Regions from separate parts of the Homo sapiens genome. Here all the other regions are linked to region 1. Evidence: chromatin loops called from intact Hi-C (ENCODE). Cell type or tissue: heart left ventricle. All regions are shown on one strand. Each heading gives the region's core, and the rest is flanking DNA. Links, peaks and the distances in the headings are about the cores only. Region 1 has its middle 3.6 kb from the start of CACNA1E. Region 2 overlaps CACNA1E (calcium voltage-gated channel subunit alpha1 E). Region 3 has its middle 120 kb from the start of ZNF648.

The links. Peaks named below come from ENCODE experiments on the same cell type or tissue, not always from the same donor. Only the 100,000 strongest peaks of a DNase experiment are listed, where the experiment ranks them.
Region 2: a loop joins it to region 1, with 28 times the contacts of the local background. A loop is called at or near these places in 70 of 110 quality-filtered maps.
Region 3: it touches region 1 in a loop (11-fold over the local background); 58 of 110 quality-filtered maps call a loop at or near these places.

The regions. Positions count from the first base shown.
Region 1 is chr1:181,476,642-181,483,239 of GRCh38, reverse strand. It overlaps a transcript of CACNA1E not described here. Among named protein-coding and RNA genes, the nearest start is that of CACNA1E, 3.6 kb to the left of the region's middle. RefSeq lists enhancers at 1-16, 819-948, 1,000-1,532 and silencers at 369-498, 539-668. In heart left ventricle, for the core only: a CTCF peak has its summit at 3,907 (motif pointing left); no DNase peak of the experiment used is centred there; H3K27me3 peaks cover 2,183 bases.
Region 2 is chr1:181,672,594-181,679,191 of GRCh38, reverse strand. All of the region lies in intron 7 of CACNA1E (calcium voltage-gated channel subunit alpha1 E), which reads right to left. Among named protein-coding and RNA genes, the nearest start is that of CACNA1E, 190 kb to the right of the region's middle. In heart left ventricle, for the core only: a CTCF peak has its summit at 2,700 (motif pointing right); no DNase peak of the experiment used is centred there; H3K27me3 peaks cover 987 bases.
Region 3 is chr1:181,934,152-181,940,749 of GRCh38, reverse strand. No RefSeq gene overlaps it. Among named protein-coding and RNA genes, the nearest start is that of ZNF648, 120 kb to the left of the region's middle. In heart left ventricle, for the core only: a CTCF peak has its summit at 3,586 (motif pointing right); no DNase peak of the experiment used is centred there.

The DNA of each region.
Region 1 (6,598 bases), core at 2,595-5,094:
AAAGAACTTTAAAAAAAAATAAACAAAGACGAGGACGGGGTTACGATGACATGCTTTATAACGCCAGCCCCTGCAAGTCCATCTAAGAAATTCCACCGCGAAGACTTGGGTCTTTATATCTGCCAGCAGAGACGCATCCAAAGGTTGGAGAAAGAGGGAGGGAGGTGGGGAGAGCGATATTGAGGTTCCTGCGTAAACCGCAATGCCCAAAATCTCAAAATAAGAAGTCGATCCAAGCGAAAAGGGACAAATGACTTCAAAGCTCCTGCGCTTGGGCTAGAAGTTGAGCAGCATCCAGAGAGCAGCGAAGCCTGAGTGCCAGCATCCGCCCGGAGCGCTCGCCACCGCCGCCTCCCCGGATCAGCATGCAACAGCGATCCGCGGCTGCGCCGCCGAGAGGGCGGGAGTGCGAGCGGGCGGGCGGCGAGCACCGGCGGGCGAGGAACAGGTTGCAGCCGAGCCTCGCGGCGGCCTGGCACCACACTTGTCCACAGACCGAACTTCCTCACTAACGGCTCAGTCTCCCTCTTCCCCGCAGGCAGCGCCCTCGGCGGAGCACTGGAGAAGATGCGGAAGGAGAATGGGGAGGCGAGGCAGAGGACAGCGAGCGGCGCGCAGAGGCGCAGCGAGGCGCGCAAGAGCGCTGGGAGAAGCGGGGGAGGAGCTGGCCAGGCGGGAGGGGCGGGGACGCAGCCGGAAGGCTGGAGGTTCCTGGAAGGTGAGGCTGGCTTGCCTTCTTGATTTATGTGGCCAAAGGGTAGCAGCCACCTCTGCAAAGGTCCAGTGAAGAGTCCCCTTTCCCCCAAGTAATGCCGAGAAGAGAGAGGCAGGTGCAGCCAGCGATGCGGCGGAGTCTCCGCAAGAGAGCGAGGGCCTGGCGTGGGGCGCACACGCACGCGCGTCTTGGGTCCCTGCAGAGAGGTGTCCCCAGTGCTGTGCCCTGTTCGGTGCCGGGAGCGGTGCCACGGGCCCGCCGCCGCCCTAGTAAGGTGTCGGGGCCTTTGCGCGCCTAGCGCCATGGCCGCGTCGCCGCTCCTCCGCACCTCCCAGGCTCCACGAACACGGCCAGGCATTTCCAAGTAGAGGGCAGAACCCTCTCCCCATCTCCCCACTTAGCACCTGGGAGGCCCCGTGGAGGAGGCTAGGACCTCTGGGGGTTCCACACTCTGCTGGTGGTGCTGGCTCCTGGCGGGAGCTTCTGCCCTCACGGGGCGGCCTCCCGGTTCCGCTGTAGGAAAGCCCTGCCCGACGTCTCCTGGAAGGGCCCTCCATGGTGAGTTATGGGCTAAAACTACCCTTCTCGAAATGCGAACAATCAGAAGGATCCTCCCGCCCCCCATCCTTTACTCCCAAATAAGCTCCACGGACTTTCTCAAACCCAACCCATTAATGTAGAAAAAAAAAAAAATAGAATTGGTATCTGAGCTGCAGAGGTGGGAAAGGTGGACTCCAAGCCCCAGGGAAAGAGCTCCTGTTTAGCCGCCAAGCCCTTCCCCACAGGTGACTGGTGGTTTGAACTGAGGGCAGGGACCAGCTGTCCCCTCCCATGTCCACACTAGCTGGGGCACACCGTCTTCTGTGTTTTCCTGCCTTGGCTCAACACATAGGCCTCTCCAAATCCTTCCAACCCGAACAATGGAAGGGAAGAAGGAAAGGAGGGGCTGAGGAAGGAAACAGACACTGACCAAAGCCCAGAGGTTGGAAACCATGGGTGAGTATGGCTTCACGCCTGTGAAGTGAGATTAACTGTTGAGAAGTGAGGTGATGTCTGAGTGCATGGCATGTGTGTTTCTACGGGTATGTGTCTGTCTGTGGGCAAGGCCCTGTGAGCACTGACATGTGTCTGTTGTGTGAGAATGTATGTGAGAGTGTGTGTGTGTGTGTGTGTGTGTGTGTGTGTGTGTAGGAAAATTCTCTACTGGAAATCCAAAGGAATGGTCTCAACATGTCCAGCCTGCTGCCCTTGGGGAAGGCATTTGACCTTTGGATTCAGGGGAGCCCATTTCAGGTGAAATTACTATTCAAGGTGAGTCAGCTGTAATTGTTACTTTGATTTCACATTACTGCCTTACTCTGTCCTTCCTCCTGCTTTAATCAGAGGGTCCTCTTCTGTCTGAATACCTAGTCAGTCGTGAAACGGAGGGAGGGTGGTGCTGTGAACCATGAAGTCCCATCAGCCAGTCACTTAGAACTAGTCCCAAGTGGCTATCTCGGTATCCCTGTAAACTACATAGGGTTAGAAAAAGGGCTTTCAGAAATTATTAAGTGTATGTCGCTCCTTTCAGACAGTACCATAATCCATAGCACAAAATTCATTCAAATCATTAGAGAAGTATCTTTGAGTCCCTTCCAGGTGCCAGGCACTGTTTTAGGCACTGAGGATACTATAATGAACAAGATGGGTGATGACATAAATCATGTAGCTTTTTACACTAGATTATACTAGATTGTATAACCTTGCAGGCCAGAAAGCTTCATGAACTTCACTCTCATGCTGTCACCTCACCCCTTTCCTTTGTGGTTCTGCCTCAGCAGGCTGGCGGCATACCTTCTCAATGCCCAGAATAAGCAGGGCTCACTAGCCTTTTACTTCCCAGACTTAGTTCTTGGAACATCAGAGATCCCCGACTTGTCTCTTCAGTGTTATCAGATGTCAGCAGAGATCCAGTATTCCACGTCCTGTATTCTCTTTGGCTGTTGTAATTCTTCAGAGACCTAGAATACTCAAGATGGGATACTACATGTGCAAATGCGACGACACACTGGAGTTGATATCTGCCTTCTTGCCTTCCAAGGAGACAGGAATCATAAATGCATAGGTTGGGAATTAATGTGGAATACCTTAGGGAGTTTCAGCACCTATGTGAGTTAAAAGGGATAATTCTTGGAGGGTGCAGCCAAAAAGGAAAGGGGCAAACATAATGGCATAAATGGCTTTGTGAAGAGACTTGGCCTAAGGGCAGCAGTGCTAGCAGGAAGACAGACTCTCATCTTCCACCCCCACCTGGCTGTCATAGCTCTTGAGAGCTTTGAGATCTATGAATTTCTATACTGGTTTCATACTCTCTAATCCCCCATTCTACCAGCCCCCAAGGCAGCTACAGTTGTTGTTTTTATTTTTTTTTATAGAGACGACGGTCTCACTATGTTGTCCTAGCTGGCAACTCCTAGGCTCAAGCAATCCACCTGCCTCAGCCTCCCAAAGTGCTAGCATGAGCCATTGCGCCCCGCCAGTGGCTACAATTTTAATGGTTGAATAATACATGTGTTTAATAGTTTTCAGTTTACATAAGCCCCACAGCTGAGCCTGACTCCAAACTTCTGAGGTGAGCCTGGTAACACATGTATCACGACCCTTGACAGACAAAGCAGCAGAGTTTCAGCAACGTTAAGCCGTTTGCCCACATCTGATAAGCGGCAGAGTGTGGACTTCTAACACATCTGACTTCCAATCTGCGGCTCTTTCTAAAACCCATGCTGCCCTTCAGGACAGCAATAGGGTAATTCTAAATTGTTTATCAAGAGAAGAAACTATACAATGACACTAAGCCTATGGAAATGCTATGCTTACCATCCTCAAATTGAATTTGATCAGAGGCCAAGTGTTCCTGGCACCATGCCCTCAATATCCAGGAGGATCCTCAGAAAAAGTTCATGACCAGAATACTGTAGTCATGCGGTATTGCATGACTTCATATGGGAATTTCTTCATATGGGAATTTGGTGGGCATTCTCCTTCCAGTGCCCCGAGTTCCACTGTCCTATTAAGGATCCACAAATGGAAATGTGGAAAATTAGCAATTAGTCATAACTCTGATTGGAAACCAGTCTGAAGACCATCTGAAAATCCCTTTCCAGTCTCAGAGGGACAGTAACTGTATTTTCCTGTTGTCAGAGCACCATCTACTGGTCACTGAGCACGAGTGCTTGGCAGCCCAGCACCCCATGCACCATGCCTCAGAGCTTAGATATTCCTAGGCTCTGACCTCTTGTCAACAGCCCTCTACTCCCCTATGGGACTTTGTTGAGGTACTAAATTTCACCACAATGCAGCCAGCCCATCTCACAGTAGTTGGAAAGTGCAGCCCCACACACACCCTCCCAAGTTAAGATGGGGTTACCAAATGCTCCACATGTTTTTCTGAAAGCAATGACCTGCAAAGTGGAAACCCAACAGGAGCTAAGGAAGCAAGTGGAAAACTTTCCTACTTTATAAAGCCCATGAAGACTATTACATTTCAAAGCATTTATCCTGCAGCCCCTCTACTGCAGTGTATCATCGAGCTGCAATCAGGTGTGAAGGGGACTGGTAGGTAGTCCCTCCAGCCTCTTCTGGAAAAGGCAGAAAACAAGGTGTCCACACTGCCCCAGATCAGGCAGCCTGTGGGAGTTTGTACTAAGACAGATGGACATGAGTGGCAAAGTTGGAGAAGCAGTTGGCCTATTACCCTCATTCTTAAGCTCTTCCCAGATCTGTCAGGCCTTGGGCCATCTTCATAAGAGATTTTTCACCCATCACTGAGAAGTCTGTGAATGTGGGCTTCATCCAAATGGCCTGTGCCCCTCCCACCAGGCCTGCTCCTTCATCTTCCCCCACCCTGCCAGTTACACTCAGATAGCTTATGCTTAAGTTATCAGAGCCCCTTTTGTTCTATTTTTCCTCCGTTGAGCTTTTCCAAGAAATAGACTCTTATGCAAAGCAGTGCTCTAAGGAACATAATGCAGAGAGGATTTGGGAGTGGGTTCTTAAGAAAAAAGTTGGCAGGAGACCATGTGCAAATGCATAGTGGAGCAGAGGAGCATTATGGCAATGCAGACATCTTGGGAGTCTGGTGGCTTTCACAATACCTCACAGCCCTTACTTGGGTGAAAACATAACTTCACATCCTTATGTAATGTCCGTCCCTAGAATCAGCATCTCTCAAACCTAAGCCTGAGAAGCCCCACACTCCAACATGCTATCAGCTAACCACAGGTCAGCAAAGTTGGTTTTAAAGTGTTTTAAAAACCATTCATTTATGACAACCCATCACTTCCTGGGTGCCAACCGTAATGTTTTCTCATTGCATCTTTGCAGAAGGACTGTGAGGCACATCCTGTTATCTGAACACCCAGAGAGTCAGGGACTTGTCCAAGTGCACAGAGCTAGGAAATAGCAGAGCTGGATCTCCTAATAATAAGGACAGGATTCTTCACAATATGTGACCATTATTAACATACTGCATGTCAAAATAATATTTTCCTTGCTTAAGAGTCAAGTTATAGGCAGGATCTTGAGCTTTAGAGAGGTAAGGCATGACCTTGAACCAGAGAGTCTCCCAGAGGGTTTAATTGTTAAGAATAATACCATTCTGCTCCACTGGGCTGTTGTGAAAATTAAGTTAGTTTATATGCATAAAGCTCTTAGATCAGTACCTTGCACACAATAAGTATGTGCTACGTAAGTACTTGTTATGTACATTTCACCTTCAGTAGCTGTGACCACGGTAACACACTGGAAACACTGCATGTCTACAGACTCTGTTTCTGAAAGCCAACTTCAGAAGTGCAGCCAGGGATGAACACACTCTGTTGTGCGGGGGATGGACAGAGGAGCAGAGACATGTAAGTGCCTGAGATCAGGTCAGAAAGAGGAATGGAGGAAAAAAGGAAAAAAAAATAGTAGAGACCAGTGTCTGGAGACCCAAAGGCCATGATACCTGAGAGAGCTGTGTGTTTGTTTACTTATTCATGAATTCATAAACCCATTTAACAAATACTCATTAATCCCCTTTGATGAGCCACACATTGTTCTCAGGGATTCTGGGGCTCAGAGATAAATTAGACACAGTCATAGCCTCTAAAAACTTACAGTTCAAAAGAGGAGAAGGGAAAACATACCCACAAAGGGCTCGAATACAAGGCGGGATGTGGAGTGCACCACAGGAGAGTACTGGGAGACAACAGAGCAGGGAGCCATCCCCTCCCACTGGAGGCAGCTGGAAAAGGGAAGAATACAAAAGAGATCTCTTTGAAGAGCTAGTTTATTGGAGGCATGGAGCAGCAGCCTGCAGCATGAATGTTTAGGATGTTTTGGGGGGTGGGGAGGGGGGCAGTACACAAGATGCATGGAGTTAATTAGTAAATCAGCATTTTTATTTTCTTTCAATGTATCTAGGATCACGAAGATTATAGCATTACCACTTCAAGCCTTTCTTTCCCATAAGATGAGGTCACCTTTCAGCCCAGAGAAAAGCCAAAAATATGCTTACCCTAATAGATATTAAGCTTTATTGGGAAAGTTGATTTGGAGGTTCGGAGTTTAGCCCCAGACAGCAAAGGATCCCATGCCCATCACTGTCTACCTCCCTTCCCACCCTCAGGGCCCAACCTTGCTGCTCAGCCAAGGCAAAGTGCAGCAGGAGGACTCAGCAGCGCCCCAGCTCCCACTGATGGGGGTGAGCAGAGGGTGAGAACAACCGGCAGGAGCACATCCATCCATCCACCCCCACGGCCTCTTGACTCAGAAAACACAACACAGCCCACACCTTGCAAAGCTCGTTCAGCCCGGGTGGGCTCAGGCCGATTGGTTCATTTAGCAGACATGCAGTGAGCACCT
Region 2 (6,598 bases), core at 1,763-4,262, 200 kb before region 1:
TTTTGTTAACTTTCCGGCTATTCTTTTCCAGATTTCTTCATCGTTTACAACTCTACTCCCTATCTATTAAAATGACTCTGTCCTGTCTGAGTACCTCTCTCCTGGGACTCTGTCATCCTTAGGTGCCAGTAAGTGCGTCATGCAAAGGTGTGAAAGACCATGAGGAAGAAAATGTGGAACTTTCACCAGATATCATATTTGTAGTTATCTAGAGGCTCTTAAAAAGCCTTAACTCAAAGATAAAAATGAATAATAGAAAATTCATGTTTCACAGGAGGCTAGTTTAAGAGGTTCTTAATAGTTATGTGTTACTGAACATCTCTTATGTGCCAGGCACTGTGCTAAGTTCTTTGTATTCATTACATCATTTAATCAACAAAAACTCCATGAAATATTATGATCCCCACTTTCCAGGTGGAGAAACTAAGTCTGAGAAAGGTTAGAAAATGTGCCCAAGGTGACACAGCTAATTAAATGAAGAATGAGGATTTGAGCCCCGTAATCCAAAACAATGCTAAATTGCCTCCCTCTTTTCCTAAGAGGTCCTTCCAAAACCTTCAAATCAGGGTTGTTTTTGTATGTCTGTATTTACCCCAGCCTTTTCAAATCCTAATACCAGTATTCAGTGTGTCCTTGTTAGTTCAGTATGTCCTTGTTAGATACATACATGTTAGATAGATGTGCAGCAATACAATAAGAAAAGTTCTAACAGGCGGTTAACACTTTATAAACAGTACCTGTTTTATTATCATTATTGTTATTATATATAGCCCATTGCTACTGCTCCCAGACAGTGGTGCCTTTTCAGGTGAATGGTGACTTTGTTTCTGATTTCTCATTTATCTAGAAGATAACAACAAAAAAGCTCTTTTAAAAAAATAACATGCATCCTGATATCCAATCTCAAAGCCATGGTCTGGGTAGAATAAACACTCTCTCAGTCCTCTTTTAGAGACAGCCTATCCTAACTTCTGTGCTGGGCAAGTCTGCCACAGTTCAGAGTGGCTGGCAGAGGGGCACCACTAGAGCCCTCATGCTGGGGCCACTCAGAGTTCCTAGAAGATTAAAGTTGAAGAGGCAGCAGAGAACCCAGACAAGCAAGTGTCCTCATCCACAGAACAGGCCTGCAAGCTAATCTTCCCCAAATACTATGTCCCGCATGGTCATCCTGCCCCCTCCATCCAGCACCCACAGTAACTCTCCTGCCTTAATTCCCTCTGCTGTGAGGTCCTCCATGATCTAACCAGACCTAACTAAACCAATGATGTTCCCACCACTCTCATATTCAATATCGTTTTTATCCCACAAATAAATTAGGGCCTGCCTCAAAGTTGGGGATCATCCTGTTATTCCTAAAACTTCTCCCCCAAAACCCACTCTATGACACCCCTGGGCTTATATAAGTTCCAGCTACCTTTCAAAGCCCTGTTCAAATCTCACCTCTTCTACAAAACTGCTCTTACATGATAGAAACCACAGTGGTATCTCCAGCCCAGAATGCCTATTTCAGGGATCACCCATATGAAAAGATGTGGCAGGTTTCAGCTTTCTGTGGGAGGAAATAAGCCCCCAAGACAAAGGACCAGGTTTCATACTTCTTTTGAATTCTCCTGTGTTTGGTGATCAGGAAATTGCACACTAGCCAAGTGTACTATGAACATAATTTGTGTTTTGTGACTACTCTTTTCCAACTGACCTGCGATATAAATATCTAAGGTGCTAGAATTGCTGGATGTCTTGAAGGTGACAAAAATCACATCTGAGATTGTATTGTATCATTTAAAATTACATGTTTAAAGGGGGAAAAGACTTTCTAATCATGTATAGCAGTGCTGTGGGGATCAGTATACAATTTTCCTTTTATTCCCCTCCTGATTATGAAACCAGCTGAGACACGGGACATACTGGAGTTAGATAAATAAAGACAAAAAATAATCAGTTTCATTTCTGATAAAGCAAGTTGGAGAACATGACTTTAGATCTATCATCTATCTTCTAGATCTATCCTGAGTGTATACCCCAGAATTTTGAACCATCCAGTCATAGGAACAACCACAGAAGCCCAGTCCTACCCTATTACAGGGCACTGTCCCAGAAGCTACAAGCAAAAGGGAGTAGAGAAGATACGTTCCTGGAGGGCCGGCCAGTTCTAAAGAGGAGGAAGAAGCTGAGAGGAGCACAGCCAGTTCTTCTAAATCCATCTATTACAGTTCAGGAGGAATGAGCAAAGGATGATGACAAAGGCCTAAAAAGTGTTTTCTGGAGGAAGTTCTTCCACCAAGAAATATAACAGAGAAAAGGAGGTTCCCCTCACTGACTAATGGTTCTAAACTATAGGAAGCATTATGCAAATATTAACTACTTAAGTGGTTAACATCTGAAAGAAGCTAAAAACTTAATAGATTTAATCTTTGCTGATACACAGAACTCACACAATGATTTGCTTATTTCACTGAGAATTGCTGTCCTCCATAGGGGATATTAGTTCACTTATACATCATCCACTCAACTTGACATGTATTGCCAAACAGCTATTCGTTGGAGTCTAGCCGGAGCACATATATACTAAGGAGGGCTTCATGCTTCAGCTGGAACTAAGCACTCATTCATTCAACATATATTAATTACTGTGTGCCAGACACAGAGCTTGGTGGTAGAGACATCATAATGTACACCCTAGATAGTCTCGTGGGCAACAATATCAAACAAGCACAAGGGGGCAGCAGGATCCCCACATTCAACCAGTTCTCAGAACAAGTGCCTTAACTGATGGATTGGCTCAGATGCTGTTAAACACCGATTATATTATGGAAACATATGTAGTGCAACGTCCTGGCCATTATAATGAGGAAAACATGAACACGACTTGAACCAGGACAAGGGATACCAAGGGATATCTTCATTAAAATACACTTTTAATAATAAATAATTCTAAGATGCTGTGGGTGCATTTCCAATTTGAGTATGGTGGGCAAAAACATCATTACCTACAAATCCTTCTTGGCTTTCACATTCTGCACTTCTCAATGCTTCCTTCTTTTGTATAAGCCTCGCACAGCTCTGGGACACTTTGCTGGGGAGAAGAGCCTTATAGTTCTAACGAGTGCCCAATAATGGGGATTTTACATTCTATACCATGGTGGTAAGAGTGACACAGCACACACTGTCGCTTGGGCTACAGTGAAATTCATTGAAAAGAGTAAAGCTGAGCTATAAGAAAGGGCGGGTGGGAGGGAGGAAAGGGAGGAGAAACGGAGCAGGAAGACAGCCTGGCTTGCAATGGGTTCTCAAGCACAATGCACTTCACACACAATGCATGAGGTCTTTTTTGTCAAAATCCCTTAGCTGCGCATTGTCCAGAGCCCGGGAGGCTGCAAAGGCATTCCAACCCCTGACGGCAATCCCGCAGGCTCTGCCCAGGTCAGCCAGGAGCAAGCAGCTTTGACACTCCCAACACACAGAGGGTGACAAGAAGGGCTCACAGCCTCTTCAGATGTATCCTTTGCTTCATGATCACTGTTTTATTATTTTTATTATTTTAATTCTTTCCCTTTTGAGCTTCTCTGCCTTCCCATGCAAAACTGGTTCAGAGATGCCACTTTTGGAGCTCATTATGTTGTCATGGCAACTAGAATTTTCAAAGTTTATTTCTCCTCCTCTTCTCTCCTCCATGAACTCTCCTTCCCCATCCCCTTCTCTTAACACATATACGTTTTGCATAAGAAACAAAACATGGAAGAAAATAAGACCTATAGCAGCACCATCAGGTAAATTTTTTCTCACACGCTATTTTCTCACACGCTCTTAGCACAGCATGTCCCTACTGGGTACGTGAAATTACCCCTGTTCCCACTGTCTCCAATTAATATTCTTAGACTCCCAGTCACCCATGATGTTTCGGAGCAAGGCCTTGGGTAGCAGCCATCAGCTGTGCCTCCTCCTCTTTTCCTCCTCCTCTCTTCCTGCAGAGAGAAGCAGATATATTCCTTCCTGCTTATATAAACCACGAACATGCTGTGTCTTATTTGTCATTTGTTAGTCCCTGAAAACAACAACAACTGTGGATGAGGGAAAGTGAAAACACCTCAGATGCACTTCACAGGGGATCTCTCTGGAGACTGGAGGAATTACAGTTGGCAAAACAAAAGGAAAGGAAATCCCCAAAGAAAATTTGCTAAATTGATTGTTTAATTATAACACTAACCTTTGCTATCAAAGACCAGGTGAGACAGAGAGGGAAAAGGAATCGAAACAGGAATGAGAGAGCCTGAACTTCCACACTGAACATAAGCCACCTAAGAAAGGCAGTCACCCTGCCACCTGGGGGACACTCATGCCCTGGCACGCTGAGCTGGCACCTGCAGGTGAAATGCTTGTTTGGTCCACAGAGCTGCTAGAGGGGTGGCACTCTGCAGACCTCTGCTCTCTCTGTGCTGGGGTGTAGAGAGAGACTTGAGAGAGATGGTCAGGTCAAGCCTGTGGCAGAGTCCCTCTGTCCCCCTGAGAGCCCACACCCCTGCTGCACTGCCCTCGCAGGAAGAGGTCAGATAACTGGCCCAGAAAACATGGGAATTCGCAGCTGAGGGGGCATGGAACATTCAGATGAGGCCTGGTCCATATTAGGGGGACTGTGTCCAGGGGCTCTAAGACAGAATGACCCTCTGGCTACTGAGATCCAGTATTTTTAATTTATGGGTCTACTGAATTTAAGATTAAACTCTGTGACATCAGACATGATCAATGAGTATTTTAATTGAGACTCTGCTTATTCTTTTTTTTTTTTTTTTTTTTTTTTTTGAGATGGAGTCTTGCTCTGTCACCCACACTGGAGTGCACAGTGGCGCGATCTCGGCTCACTGCAAGCTCCGCCTCCCAGGTTCACGCCATTCTGCTGCCTCAGCCTCCCCAGCAGCTGGGACTAGAGGCGCACGCTGCCATGCCTGGCTAATTTTTTTTTTTTTTTTTTTTGTATTTTTAGTAGAGACGGGGTTTTACCGTGTTAGCCAGGATGGTCTCGATCTCCTGACCTCGTGATCCGCCCGCCTTGGCCTCTCAAGGTGCTAGGATTATAGGCATGAGCCACCGCGCCCAGCCCTCTGCTTACTTATTCTATCATTTATCATTGGTAGCATAAGGAGAGCCCCAACTGCTTAGGTCATAAAAGCTCCAGACTCTTGTATTGCCTAAATTGGCCCTAACAGGATTAGCTGTGTGGCTGGGGAACTGAACAATAATAACGGGAACATGGTACTCTACACTGAGGAGCAGGGTGAAGGGCAGCAAGGCTGTGCAGGACAAATGCACGCTGGGAGCTGGGATAAAATAAAATGGTGGTTATATTGAGGAGAAAGAGGCAACGAACGAGAGCTGGCAGAGCGGGTGTTGGGGTGTGCACTGCTGGGTGGGGTTGGGAGGAGGAAACTGTGTTTCAGGAGAGGGGTGGGGTCATGTCGACTGTAATTTCCAGGACTCTAGCTGCCATGTGGGTTGGGACAGGAATGTCCTGCCCAGCCCATGGCTTCCATCCGCTGGCCCTATAAGGGATGTCCTCTTTCTGGGCAGTGGACCATCTGCTCTCCGGCTCACTCTAGTCCTGAATTCTGTTGTCACTCTGCTTCTTCTAACTCACTCACCTTGGAAAAGCTGTTCCTGGCACATAGTAGGTGCTCCACAAATGTTGAATGAATGATCTACTCCTTGAATGTGGAGCAAGAGCATATGCTCTGGATGCCACCCCATATCCCCTCGGGCCACCTCTGGGTTCTGCAGCTGCAGTGGACAGGACTTAAACACTCACACAGGTATGTGACAGTGCCCACTTTGAGTGCTTACATCTTCCTGCTTCTCCACCTACGGAATTTCTCCAGGCACTGTTAAGTCCACAAACAGGGCAGCCCCAAAGTGTCATCACTCAAGGATGGACAGGGATTGATGGATGGGGGAAAAATACACACACACACACACACACATACTCATATACATACATACATAAACATACAGATACATGTATCTATGTCCCAGTTTCCCAGTTGCTTGGTGGAGCAGGGCTGAGGTACGTTCTACATGGTTCCTTCTAGGGTTCCCAGTGGATTAAGCCTCAGCAGTTCATACTGACAACCCTCTCAATTAACACATAACTCTTTGGCTTTTTCCCCTTCTCTGCCTCAATTTTCTCACTTGCTCCCTTTTGCAGCCAATTCTTTTCTTGGGGTCGTCTTTCAGGGAACCCAGGCCAAAACCCCATACGTGAGCTAGTTAAGTCCAACAAATAACTCCTCCCTGACCGAAGGACAGGGAAGAGAAAAGGGGAACATTAAACTAAGGGACAGCAAAGGTGCATGATCTCAAATACAAATGCCACCAACTTCTCAAATTTTGCCAGGAGAAAACCTTGACCAGGTTTGAAAGACTATATGGATAAGAAATGCCTAGAAAGCAGGGAAAATGTTTGCATTGTCTGTGAACATGACCAGCACAGCGCAACCTTGCAATAGGTATCTGCTACTGTTTCTGAGGGTAGTGCAGAGGAAAGGGGGCCAGAAATGAATGACTGAAGGAAGACCTTCCTCTCTGGAGCCAGACAGTCTGGGATACAACT
Region 3 (6,598 bases), core at 2,090-4,589, 460 kb before region 1:
GAAAAAAGGGACATCACACTATAAGACAGAAAATTTGTTTTCATTTATTTGTTTTTACTAGTAGACAATAAAACACATTTGTATAAGTATAATATTAAAATAAAAACTTTAAATTGTCTATATCTTATTTATCTGATACTTATTTAAAGCAAAGTGGCAATAAAATTATGAACATGCCAAAAGCATTTTATGCAAATGCAACTAATAAGGAAACAGTGAACAATATCAATATCAGATAAAAAAAATTTTATACATTTTTACACAGAGAACCACTATATTAACAAGGATGTAGTTCTCAATGAAGCCGAAACTGTCATAAACCTTTATGTACCAAATAACATTGCCTCAATTTGTTTAAGGGTAAAATGATAGAAATACAAGAAGAAGCAGAAATATAGTAATATTTCGACATTTTGCATTTTTAACAGGCAAATAATAAGGATATAATTGAATAATATGTATATTGCAATGTATACCCTACATATCAGAGATCTTTATAGAAAACCATCACATTTTACTGAAGAACAAAGATTTTGTCTTCTGCAATTAAGAGAATATTTAATTGATCACATATTAAGCTACAAAGAAAAAATCACAATAAATTCTAAGATTTGGCCACAATCTCTGACCAAAATGCAGTGGACTCAGCATCATAAGTCATTAAGAAAATGCTAATCATAACCACAATGAGCTACTCCTTCATACCCACTAGGATGACTAAAATAAGAAAAATATCAATTATTGGGCAGAATGTGGAGAAATGGTTGGACTATAGAATGATACAGCCACTTTGGAACACAGTTTGACAGTTCCTCAAAATGTTAAACATAGAGTTTTAATATACCATATAATACAGCAATTCAACTGGTAAAGGTATACAGCAAAGAGGAATAGTTTTTGTGTGTTTTTATTCATGCAAAAATTTGTGCACAATAGTTAATAGTAGCATTATTCATAATAACCCAAAAAGGAAACAATCCAAATGCCCATCAGCTAATGAACAGAGATAAATGCAGTAAATTCATGCAATGCAGTACTATTCCAGCCATAAAAAAGAATGAAGTATTTATTCTTGCTACAACATAGAAAAGACTTGAGAACATTTTGCTAAGTAAAAGAAGCCAGACAGTAAAGGCAACATATTATATAATTCCATATATATGAAATGTCCCTAACAGGAAAATCTATAGAGATAGAAAATACATGAGAGGTTTCTAAGATGGGAGTGGGGTGGGGGTCTAAGGAGATTAGGGAGTGATGGCTAATGGATATAGGTTTTCTTTTTGGAGTGATAAAAATGTCCTAAAATTAGATGGTAGTGATTATTACATAACTGACATACAAAAAACAATTATACACTTTAAAAAGGTAAATTTTAGGGTATGTGAATTATATCAATACAGCAGTTATAAAAATGTAATGCAACTAGAAATCGAGTATTTTTTAAAAGAATCATAAGAAACTTTTAAAAGCTTTTAATTTTTGGACAATAGAAAAAACTAAAACTTCAATAATTAGAATTTTAAAAAAATAGAACATTATATATAAAAACAAAGAATATAGCTAAATCTGTACCTTAAAGGGAAAATTCATGGTGTTAAGTAATTATAAAACAAGAAGTAATGAAATATATTTATCCAGGAAAACAAAAATCAAGAGACTATAAAACAGAAAAATGAAAGGCAGTAGGCCTGATAAATAAGTCCAACAACATGATCTTTGAAAGATCACTAAAATAGACAAACATCTGGAAAAGCAATAAGTCCTTTTCAATTTACTCTCCTTTGGTTACCCCAGGCTGTAGATCACATTTTTCACACTAGCTAGGGAAGAATCAAACTACCTTCAGTTCTTTTATGGACAAGGCATCGTATAAAACACAACTTAAAAGATTGTTCCTTTAACTATAAAGTAATTAAAATGGACATTTATCTGATTTTTCTATATTTTGACAGTAGAGAAACACCAGACAGATCCTCTACCCCTTTCCTCTCATAAAGCAAAGATTAGGTGACTCGTATCTGTCACAGAGTAGTCGGTGTCAGAGAGGGGATGAGTGTCAAGCCTTCTAGCCCCTTGGCTGTCATGCTCGCTTTTAAGTGGCTCCTAACCTTTATGGGGTTGGACAGTGTCATACAGAGCTTTGAAAACTAGAGGAAAGCTAAGCCTTCTCCCTAGAAAAAATATATCCACATCCCCTTGTTTACTATGCCAGTGAGGTTCTGTGCCACCCATGTGTCCCATTCGATACAGAAATGATGAGAGTACATAGTTGGACAGTCCAACTAAGCCTCTGAAACTTAAGTTTTTAAGTTTTCGGTTATTAAGTTTTTTAGTCTCAATACCCTTTTACACTCTTAAAATGAATATCCAGGACTCTAAAGAGCTTTAGTCTATGTGGGGGGGGGGGGGGTAACGTCTCTCAATACTTAACCATATTCAAAATTAGAAATTTTAAAAATGTTCATTAAAAATAACAATTCTTGGCCGGGCGCGGTGGATCACGCCTGTAATCCCAGCACTTTGGGAGGCCTAGGCGGGCGGATCACGAGGTCAGGAGGGCGAGACCATCCTGGCTAACACGGTGAAACCTCGTCTCTACTAAAAGTACAAAAAATTAGCTGGGCATGGTGGTGGGTGCATGTAGTCCCAGCTACTCCGGAGGCTGAGGCAGGAGAATGGTGTGAACCCGGGAGGCGGAGCTTGCAGCGAGCCGAGATCGCACCACTGCCCTCCAGCCTTGGCGACAGAGCGAGACTCCGTCTCAAAAAAAACCAAAAAAACAAAACAACAACAACAAAACCAATTATTACATACACATAATAACGTATTTCAATAAAATAACTGTATTTTCCAAAAAAGTAATAAATGACGTTTTTTAAATTTTGCAAATCTTTATAATATCTTGCTTAATAGAAGGCAGCTCCATTCTCATATCTGCCTCTGTTTGAGTCTCATATCTGCCTCTGAGGACAGTGTAGGTCACATAGCCCTGGGAAGACTCCAGTGTACCCTTATAAGGGAATAAGAAGCCAAAGGCGGAATATGTCTTAGTATTACTATAAAAATAATTCTGACTTTGCAAAATCCCTAAAAGGTTCTTGGGACTCCCTGGACCACACTTTGCGAACTGCTGCTCAAACTCTATAAAGCATTAAGCCTTCAAAAGGTTCGTAGACATTAAACAAAAAGAAAGAAAAAGGCTGCATACTCAAATGACATTGAGAAAACAGGTTTCCTTTTTTTAACTTTTAAGTTCAGAGGTACGTGTGCAGGTTTGTTATATGGGCAAGTTGCATATCACGGCGGCAGGGGGTGCTGGTTTACAGGTTATTTTGTCACCCAGGTAATAAGCATAGTACCCGATAGTTTTTGATCCTTTGCCTCCTCCCACCTTCCACCCTCAAGGACACAAGATCATGTCCTTTGTAGCAACACAGAAGGAGCTGGAGGCCGTTATCCTAAGCAAACCAACACAGGAACAGAAAACAGGTTTTTATACCACAGGACTTGTGAGGCTTCCTGTTCAGGAGCACTAGGAAAACTACAGGTGCAGAAAGATGGAGGAGCTACTGCATTACACAAGATTGCCATTGGATGGCACTGCGGTTCCAGTCACAGGCAACCGGAGGCTCTGCATCAGGAAATGGCCCCTAGCTTGTGGAGGTCCACATGCCCCAGAGAGCTGAACTTACACAGGACACTGTTTTTGCTTTTTTTTTTTTTTTTTTTTTAATAGTGATTAAAGGTTTTCAGAGAGGGCAACATAAGCACGTTTCTTCTCAGTCCAGTGGGTGTTTTCCCCTTCACCCCCAGTTGTGGGCTTTCAGGTTGTCAAAATCAACAGTGAGGTTTGAAAGTACCTTCCAAGTTCATGACTCAGATTAGGAATCTGAGAAAGTCAAATGTGGAGATGACAGAGGCCCTGACCACAAAACATTAGTTATATGTAAAGGTCATGAAGAAACCAAGATGTTCTCAGCTAATATTCCCAGATCTGGCTAATACTGAGTTAATTTTACAAGAGTAAAAAATTAACTGGACTCCCCGAGAATATCTGCATTGAAGAGGGCAGTGCACATGAGGAAAAAGCTGTCCTGAGAGACCAAGGGCTCAGAGAGATGAGGGCTCCCTTCAGGTGCTAATAGGCTCTGCAAGAAGCCACTCAAATGATGGGAGAGCCTGATGGTGGTGGAGGAGTGACACACACTCTGGTCCATGGTGAGGCACTCAGCCTGATGGCAGTGTGGGGGTGACACATGTCCTGGTTCATGGAAAGACACAGAGAGAACCTGATGGTGGTGCGGAGGTGACACCCTGGTCCATGTTGAGGCGCTCACACAGAGAGCCTGTTGGCAGTATGTGAGTGATACATGTTCTGGTGCATGCTGAGATGCTCACACAGGCAGCCTGAGGGTGGTGTGGAGGTGACACATGTTCTGGTCCATGGTGACATCCTCACAAAGAGTAAGCCACTGGTGAACCATGAGCCGTCACTATTTTTCTGGGTTCTGCTGCTCTGTGCCAGCTGTCTAGCCGTGAAATTGGCTCTGGCTAGAACATCAACATTCAGAGGGTGGAGAAGGCCTCAGAACAAAGGTCTGGAGAAGGTTAGTGGCTGGGATATTTTTCAGGGCTTCAGTGTAGCATCTGAAGAGTGTTGGGGGAGAGTGTAGGCTTGAGAGGCCAGCTCCTGCCAGGTCTCAAGGAAATCTAGGCAGGCTGTGGAAGTTGGTCTTTGTCTTAGGGGTGGTAGAGAGCTACTGAAGGGTTGTAAGTCAGTGCTCTTGGATTTGCTATGTTCCAAAATGTTAATTGCTGTGATATGGAGATACAATTCATAAGGTGGTCAGTGACTATTAAGAGAGACAGGTATATACGTATAACTGTTTATACTTTCCTTGTGCTAGTTATTAACATCAACTTATTTAATCCTCTTTTCCTCCCAGTGAGGTAGGAAGTATTATCACCTCTTCTCTCTAGATGGGGAGACTGAGGCACAGAGCATTTAAGGGACTTTCCCACCATCTCACAGTCAATAAATGGTAGAGCCAGGATTTGAACCCAGTGAGTCTGGTTCCAGCAGCTATTTAACTACCCCATTATACTTCCTCACTAATTAAAGGGGGAAATGGCCTTGGAGTGCTATAGCTAGTTTGGAGACATCACTTGGGTACAGTGGGAACCCAAAGGAAAAAATGTCAAATCCTATTGGTATTGGGGTAGAGAAAGAGAGGGTGCAGTAAGACAAAAATTCATAGCTTGTGCTGAATCTGCCAGTGGAGTTTGTGTTGATTAAGTATATTGTGGGGTGGAGGAGAAAAGTGGGGGGACACTTAGAAGAAGCAAGGCTCGTCTCAGTACTGCAGGTAGTTACCTTTGTCCAGAGTCTAAGGAACTTGTAGCCACAGGTAAAGCTGGCCTGGTGATGACAGGGCGACATACCCCATGCAAAGGAATTCATATTTGTTACTAGTAAGCTTAGGTTGTTAGAGTCAATCCATTATTTCATACACGTCGAGATCATTTAGAAGGCTGCCTTTTCCAAATATTAGCCTTTTTGGGGTTCTGACATGGAAACTTGATAAAAATGTCATCATCCAATTCATGGTTTAAAATACTGATTTGGGACAGAAATCAGTTAGGGCAGAACCCCTGAGCAAAGGACATAAACCACAGCTTATGGCTAATCAATCAGTTACATAGTCACCCCACCATATTGTCGCCTGGTCCACATCTTCGTCTTATTCATAGCAGCAGCAAGAAGACAAGTATTTAACTGAAATAAAGATATCCTGTGTGCTCAGCTTTCTTGTATCTTTCAATCTCATAATCACACTGGATAAGAAAGAGGGATTCTGGTGTAACTTCTTCATGAACCCATGTTGATTTTTTATGATTATTCCTTTTGTCAAAATTGTTCATTTTAAAGTCCATTCTAGAATTTTACCTGAACAATGAGCCATTGTTCTTTCTTCCTTCCAGAAACCAGACCAACATTTTTCCATTTTAATAGCCCAGCCGATCTTCCGTTTTCCATGGTTCGGTTTGAGATTTCTCACAAGGCCCTGGGAAGTGATCCATCTGGGTTGAGGGCATGCAAAGCCCTTCATGATCTGGATTCTGCTGGCCTCTCCCAGGTCTCCTAACTCTTCCACACTCCAACGCCCTAGGGCAACTCTGAGTGTATTCCCCACTGTGTCACATGTTGAGTATTTGTAAATACTTGAAGATGATTTCTTCCTTCTCTCCACCCAGGGAAATCTTTTTAAATTTAAATGTTATATGGGTTCTAAGAAGTCAAGTAGTTATAAGCCTTATTATGAAAAATAGCAGATTCCCGGCCTTCCCCTTCTCCATCCTTCTTTCCCACTTCCCAGAGGCAACCACTTTTGATTGCTCTTTGGGCATTTACCTCCAAATTGTTAAATAACATGTTTCTACTGCCGACCTCTTGATTTTTCATTTTAGGAATTATTAAATTCTCACTATGAAAGATGAAGAATTAGCTCTCTTTAACACCTCCCTCACCCACCTCCACAATTTTTTTTTCCAAACCTCCCAGTAGGCTTATATCATCATTTTAGTTAGATCTGTA